Regions from separate parts of the Homo sapiens genome. Here region 1 is linked to region 2. The links are chromatin contacts, found by Hi-C in ENCODE. All regions are on one chromosome and are shown on one strand. Each heading gives the region's core, a stretch centred on a gene start or an enhancer-like site at or near the end of the contact. The rest is flanking DNA. Distances are from core to core; before and after follow the strand shown. Region 1 has its middle 35 kb from the start of DRGX. Region 2 holds the start of C10orf71 (chromosome 10 open reading frame 71).

The links. A loop is a pair of places that touch in the nucleus more often than their neighbours do. Pooled maps may share reads with other maps.
Region 1: a loop to region 2 is called in a map of GM12878, with 2.3 times the contacts of the local background. The contact joins the enhancer-like site here to the promoter of C10orf71 in region 2. A Hi-C loop is called at or near these places in 4 of 168 maps with a recorded cell type or tissue (DLD1, GM12878, Right ventricle myocardium inferior and 1 more), 3 of 37 single-sample maps with no recorded cell type and 11 of 50 pooled maps.

Annotation. Positions count from the first base shown.
Region 1 is chr10:49,359,140-49,362,204 of GRCh38, forward strand. No RefSeq gene overlaps it. Among named protein-coding and RNA genes, the nearest start is that of DRGX, 35 kb to the right of the region's middle. Within about 2 kb of position 1,617, at least 6 of the 41 ENCODE cell types and tissues checked have a DNase peak (open chromatin) inside an H3K27ac peak, as active enhancers do.
Region 2 is chr10:49,297,626-49,300,598 of GRCh38, forward strand. It overlaps C10orf71 (chromosome 10 open reading frame 71), which reads left to right and starts at 1,545. Exons shown (of 3, transcript NM_001135196.2): 1 at 1,545-1,608. It overlaps C10orf71-AS1 (C10orf71 antisense RNA 1), which reads right to left and starts at 1,268. Exons shown (of 2, transcript NR_108038.1): 1 at 1,065-1,268.

The sequences.
Region 1 (3,065 bases), core at 367-2,866, 62 kb after region 2:
CCTATAAATATGTACCACTATTTCCTGACCCTAAAAAATTAAAAATTAAGACATGTATCCAATAGTTAGAGAATTTGTGATATTCTATAGCTCCTTGGAGACGGAAGCCACTTTATCATGTGTAAGGTCTTGTTAGACTTCTGTACACAGGACTTTCATATCATCCCAGGTGCACTCCTGGTGAAAACAGGGGCACAACACGCTCAGTGCCCCAGCGTCAGTGGAATTCTGCCTCCCTCTCATTTATAGAGGCTTCTCTCTGCCCAGAGGATTCTTCTCCAGTTCCCTCAGTCTGAAGCTGCTCACCGTTGTCCAGGACAGCTCACACCCTCCTCTGCAGCAGTAACCTCACTGAGTGCTGGCCACAGTGCCCCTCACTGTCTCATCCCACCTAATCCTCATTGTCCCCATTTTACAGATGAGGAAACTGAGACTTGGAGAGGGCAGGGGACTTGCTTAGGTGGGTGGCGTGGGATCCTGGACTCAAGGCTGGGTGTGGTGACACCCCCTCTGGGCTGCCATCGCCCGCCCCCCCCACCACCACCACTCAGGCTGCCACCCGCAGTCTGGCCTCTGGCAGCAGGTGTGAGGGAAGCCAATGGGGAGAGGGCACTAATTCAAGTCTGCAGCAGAGCAGCTGTTCTCTGGGTCCCTGTGGCCTGAGGCCATGCTGCTCTTAAGTTCCCGGGTAGATAAAGTGCTTCACTTAGGAGAAAGTCTGTCCCGGCTGCAGGGCCATTAGCTCCCTGACTCCTGAAAAAACCATTTGGCCAGTGCTGACAGATGTGGCCATTACACAATCACTTAGCCCCCTCTCGCTGCCCCATCCAGATCTTGGGAGGGGGAGGGGCTTTGAGGCAGGAAAAGCCCTGGGGAGAGTCCATGCGATTCACTTCCTGGCACTGCCTCCTCTCTGCTCTTAGGTTGCATTTTCCCAGGCCACACTGATGCAGCAGGAGGCAGCTTCAGACAGCACCATGTGCTGCCAATGACCTTGTTCTCCTGAGAGTCGTTCAAAAACTGCCTTCACATGCATCGTTTCCTTGACTCCTCACAATAACCCTCTGTACTCGAAGTTAGGATGATTCTGTCCATGATACAGATAAAGAAATGAGGAACAGAGAGGTTAAATGGCTTGCCCACGGTCACATAGCTAGGAATGTCAGGACTCTGATTCCCAGGCCTGTGACGCTTCCTCCGCCCCAGGCAGCAGTAACCCTGCTGGAGTGTTACCATGTATGGGGAACTCCACCTCAGAGGAGGGTTTCCAGGGCCAGGGCTACAGCAAGGGCTGCTCCTCTCTGCTGAGTGGAGGAATGAGGCCACCAGAGACTGCAAGGAACGCCTTGCCCCCTTGGCAGCTGCCAGGCAGCCCTTGACCTGGTGGGCCCCCAGCTTGGGTAATTTCCTCTTGCACCACCCCCCTTTGCTCCTAGACCCTGGCTCATGATGGATGAGTGCCCTCTCCCACTCAACCCCCAACTGCCGTGTGGCCCAGGCAGGGTTGGCAGCCCTCCAACAGCTGGCAAGCCTCCTCTCCCAGCCACAGCAGAGGTCCCAAGATAGGGGTTGCTGTGATCTGGGCCACCTAGCTGAGCCAGGCCAGGGCCAGGCAGCCGCAGCTCCAGCGTTGTCTGATAATGCACCCAGAAAGAGGGAGGGGGTGGTGCCCAGGACCTAAAGAGGTGTGCTAAAGAGCAATGGCCCGTCCTGAACTCAGCCAGGCTCTGACAAGAAGCAGCTTCGCCTGGCAGGGGCCCTGTTGTCAGCTAAGAGGCCGGTGAGCAGATGGCAGGCAGCAGCACTAAGCACAGGCCGGGCTCCCAGGCCAGTCTCCTTGGTCCATCCGGCAGGGTGCAGGACAAGCCCTAGGTGCTTCCAGGGTACCAGGGCAGGAGAGGCCCTAGGCACTTCCAGGGCACCAACCAATGCTGCTTTCCACCGAAATGCCTCGCTTTGTCTTGAGGTGGCTCAGAAAGAGGCAGCTGAAAAGCCCATATCTGGGCAGGGGCAGCCGCCTTTTCTAAAATGCTCTTCCTGGGGGCTGGGGGATGGATTCTGGTTTATCCAAACCCATTACCCTGACTCCTGTTATGGGACTGAGAGCCAGGGGGGCCGGCTCTGCCAGAACAGCTCAGGCTGGGAGAAAGGTTGGGGCCACTGCTCTTGGCCACGAGGACTGCAGGCCCCAACCACCTGCCAGTCTCGCACTAATTATGTCGTCCCCCTCAGACGGCAGTTGGTGGTGCTGGGGCCAAGGGCGTCCAAACTTGGAGGCCAGGGCTTTGTTGTCATTGGGAGTATGATCTGGACACAGGCAGGCAGCTGAGAACGGCTCCAATGGGACACCTGGGTGTTCCACAGCCCTAGGGTCTTTGAGCTTCCTGGGTGCGGCAGGCACACCCTCCATTCCTACAAGTTTGCTGGAGCTGCTGTAGAAGGTATTTGGCCAAGTCTTGATGAGAAAAACAGCCAAATGTGGAATTCTCTGAAGTAGGCTGACGGTGTTCATGAGTGGAGACCAGAATGAAGCTGCATTATCATTTAAAAATAATAAAAATATAAGCCCTTATAGTCCCTGTCTCAGGGAAACCTATCATCCTTTGGTTTAACTTGCCTCAGCAGGGACTGGGTTTTCTACATCTGTGCCCTTCTCTGCCTCTGGTGCCATCCCCGTGGGGGTAATGGGGGTATATGCTGGGTATCGACCCAGATCCCCAGCCCAGAGACTTAGAGCCATGTTCCCTCCCCCGGGCAGGGCAGGGCCAGAGTGGACATGATTGACCACTCCTGATGAGACCAGAGGTGTCTGCTGGCTCAAGTCCCCAAAGGGTGTGGCTGAGGCTGGAAAGTCACAATGATCCCGGCCTGGCTGATGACTGTGAGAGAGCAGAGAGGGCCAAGCTGCGGGGGAAAACGAGGGAGGTTCCTGACAACCCCCCGCTTCTTGGTGCCTGTCTCACTGGGATCCTAGGACTAGAGTCTCAGCCATCCTGAGCTCCATGAGATCGCTTGGTATCCTCCTCCTAAAAGTGCTTTTTGACATAAACTGGCTTCAGTGCTTT
Region 2 (2,973 bases), core at 295-2,794:
ATCCCACAGAGCACAGGCATTCTCTCCACTTTAGAGATGGGTAAACTGAGGCTCAGGAAGGGTAAGTATGTGACATGTCAACTGACCAGGAAATAATGGAGCCAGGGCTCAAAATCCTGTGTACTTTTTAAATGTTGGCTCCCATCTCAAGTTGATGGCTTTTGTCTGACCTTTTGGCATGCGTTTGTTTTGGCAAATGGGGAGGTAGGGAGGTGGGTGGGTAAAATTGAGGGGTTCACTTTGGGCCTCCCTCAAAGCATCTCTGAGTGCGGAGCAGCAAGTAATCATCCCCACAGCGAGGTTCTGAAGCTCTCAGGGCAAAAGGCAAGTCTTGAGGCTCCCAGGAGGAGGCGGGTCTGAATGCTCCTGCTGGTTGGAATCTCACACCTTAGTCTGCAGGGCAAGGAGGAGCTGTTCTTTGTGACTTGGTTTAGACAAAAGTACATAGACCTGGGTCCCTGTGGCCCTGGCTGTCAGCCGGTTCAAGGCTGGAGGTGGTGCCAGGCCCCAGCTTGGGGCTGGGACACAGGTTGCTGCCCTTGAAGAGCCCACAGGGGCAGAAGGGACAGTCTACAAATAGACCCAAAGACACAGCACACTGCAAACTTGCAGAGGCTTTGAGCGCTGCACAGAGCAGGACACCCAGCGGGGGCCAGTCATCTCCGCTTTCTCAGGCCACAGTCAGGGAAGCATAAAAAAGAACCTTGGAGAGAAAGGGGGAAAAAAACCCACTCTTGCATTAAATCCTGGTAGCAAGCAGACTATCCTAGGGCCAGCTTGGGAGAGTAAGGAAGGCACTCTGGGAGCTGGCATGGCACAAGCCAAGGAAAAGCCAGTGGAAAAAGTTGGGGGATCTGTGGGCAGTTTGGGGAGCAGGTGACCCCAGCCTGAGACAGAAAGCAGCCATTGGGAAGGCAGGCATGAGCCCACCTCAGGGTTGAAGGGAGGCCAGCCCTTCCCAGAGGTGGAGAGGGGAGCCTGGCAGAACGGGACTTGTCCACTGGTGCTTGGACTTTGCAAACAACCGGGCTTGCTGTAGCCAAGCTTACCAAGTGGACACTTACCTTGCCTCTTCCCCGATTATTTCATATCCTTCTGTAACTCTCACCCTGAGACCCAGCCTGGCCTTCCCCTAGCTGCAGATTATTCTGCTCCAAAAGCACAGCAGAGGACGGCTCCTTACTCGAGGAATGCGGGCGGCGGTCGTCCAGAGCCGATGATGAAACGGGCTATTTCTGCCCCGGGACATCAGCAGGGCTCTGGGCTCTGGCTCCAAGGCACACACTCTCCTGTTTTTAATGTTTCCCTAAACAAATGTTTTCCTTCCCACCTCGGGATATTTTTATTTGACTCTAGGTGCTGGAATAGCTTTAGCAATCATTCTGGATTGAAGTTGGAATCGTGGTTAGGGTCCGGCTAAGCGGCAAGCAATTTCTCACTCCCCAAGTGATCTGTTACTCGTGGCTGATTTGGAAGTAAAAATAGCAGCTGAGGCTGTTTGTTTAATCTGACTGTTACTTGACACCACGCGGGTGTTGCAGTGCGGACTGTTTGCCTCTTCCCCACCAAGAACACCATTTGGTTTCCCCCGGCTGGGTCTCTATTTAGGTAAGCTTCGCGGACTTCCCGTGTCTGGCCGGCTTCTGGTCACTGATCTTCCTCAGGTGGGTAGGTTTGTGAGCTAGAGGAGGCTTGGGTCCTGAATCCACTCTCCTATCACCTTTGGGCAGCCTGGATAAAGAGGAAAGAAGTCTTGGCTGCTGGGCAGAGCCGGGTTTCTCTCCCATTCCCGAGGAGGCCTGAGCAGCTGGACACGCAGAGAGCGGAAGGTACAGCCCAGACACTTGTCTGGCTCCTTAGCGTGGGCAGGGAGGCTCAAGTTCATGGCGGGAGGGATGTTCCCGCTGGGCCGATGCTGTGCTGGGGAAGTAGTTCGGTGCCAGGGTGCTGTGCAGGGTGGTATGTGTGTGCCGGGAGCCCATTGGTGTTGGGGCTAAGGTTCTTGGTGTGCTGGATGGGCCTCGGGGACCACGTACCCGGAACCGTGTACATGTGTGACTTTGTCCTTAGGTGTCATCTGTCAGGGATCTCTGCTCCCACATGGCTGAGTGCACAGATGTGCCCAGGCCACTGCGCTGTCAAATGGGTGACCCCATGGTCCCAGGTTTTCAGCATTCAGGGCTGAGGGAGGCTGGCTTTCTTAGCTCCCCCAGCGCTGGGCCAGGCAGGGTCACACCAGCTGTAACAAAGAGAAAAACTGGTGACTGAGACGTTCTGGCCTGTGGGCTCTGCGAGCATGTGTGTCCCCAAAACAAAGCCCGCCACAGGCTGCCTGTTCTTACACACCCTGGGAGGGCCCCCACCAGACTCCCACAGGGTATGCTTGACTGAGTCTAAAATTACCTCTTTTATTTTCTGGTGGAGAAGAATTGAACATTGAGAACGGCAGTGGTCAATGTGTGTGGAAAGCTAGATAGCCTTAAGAAAAATCATTGTGTAGGCCTTTCAGGTAGCTCCCTAAGTATAGGAACCTGGGAAGCAGATTAAACAGATGTGTGTAGTAAATGAGGTCCTGTTTTCCAGCATTTGAGTTCCCTTTGCAGTAGTGGCTGGTAACTCTGGTCTGTGGTCTGAGCATCTGGTTTTGTAAATAAAGTTGTATTGGCACACAGCCACCTTCATTCATTTGCATATTGTCTAAAGCTGCTTCTACACTATATCAGCAGAAACCATATGGCCTGCAAAACTGAAAACGCTTACAATGTGGCCCTTTACAGAAAAAGTTTGCTGACCACTGTGTTACAAGAACACATCTTGAGATGGGTCAATTTAATACAAAAAAAAAAAAAAAAAAAGCAGTGAAAGTTCTTGCTGTTAGAATAGTTTGTAAGCCAGACCCTTCAGGACCAGTGGCTGGCTGGCTCCTGAGCCTCCTGCACCTTCCAGGGCCCACTTTTTAGGCCTGGCTGATAC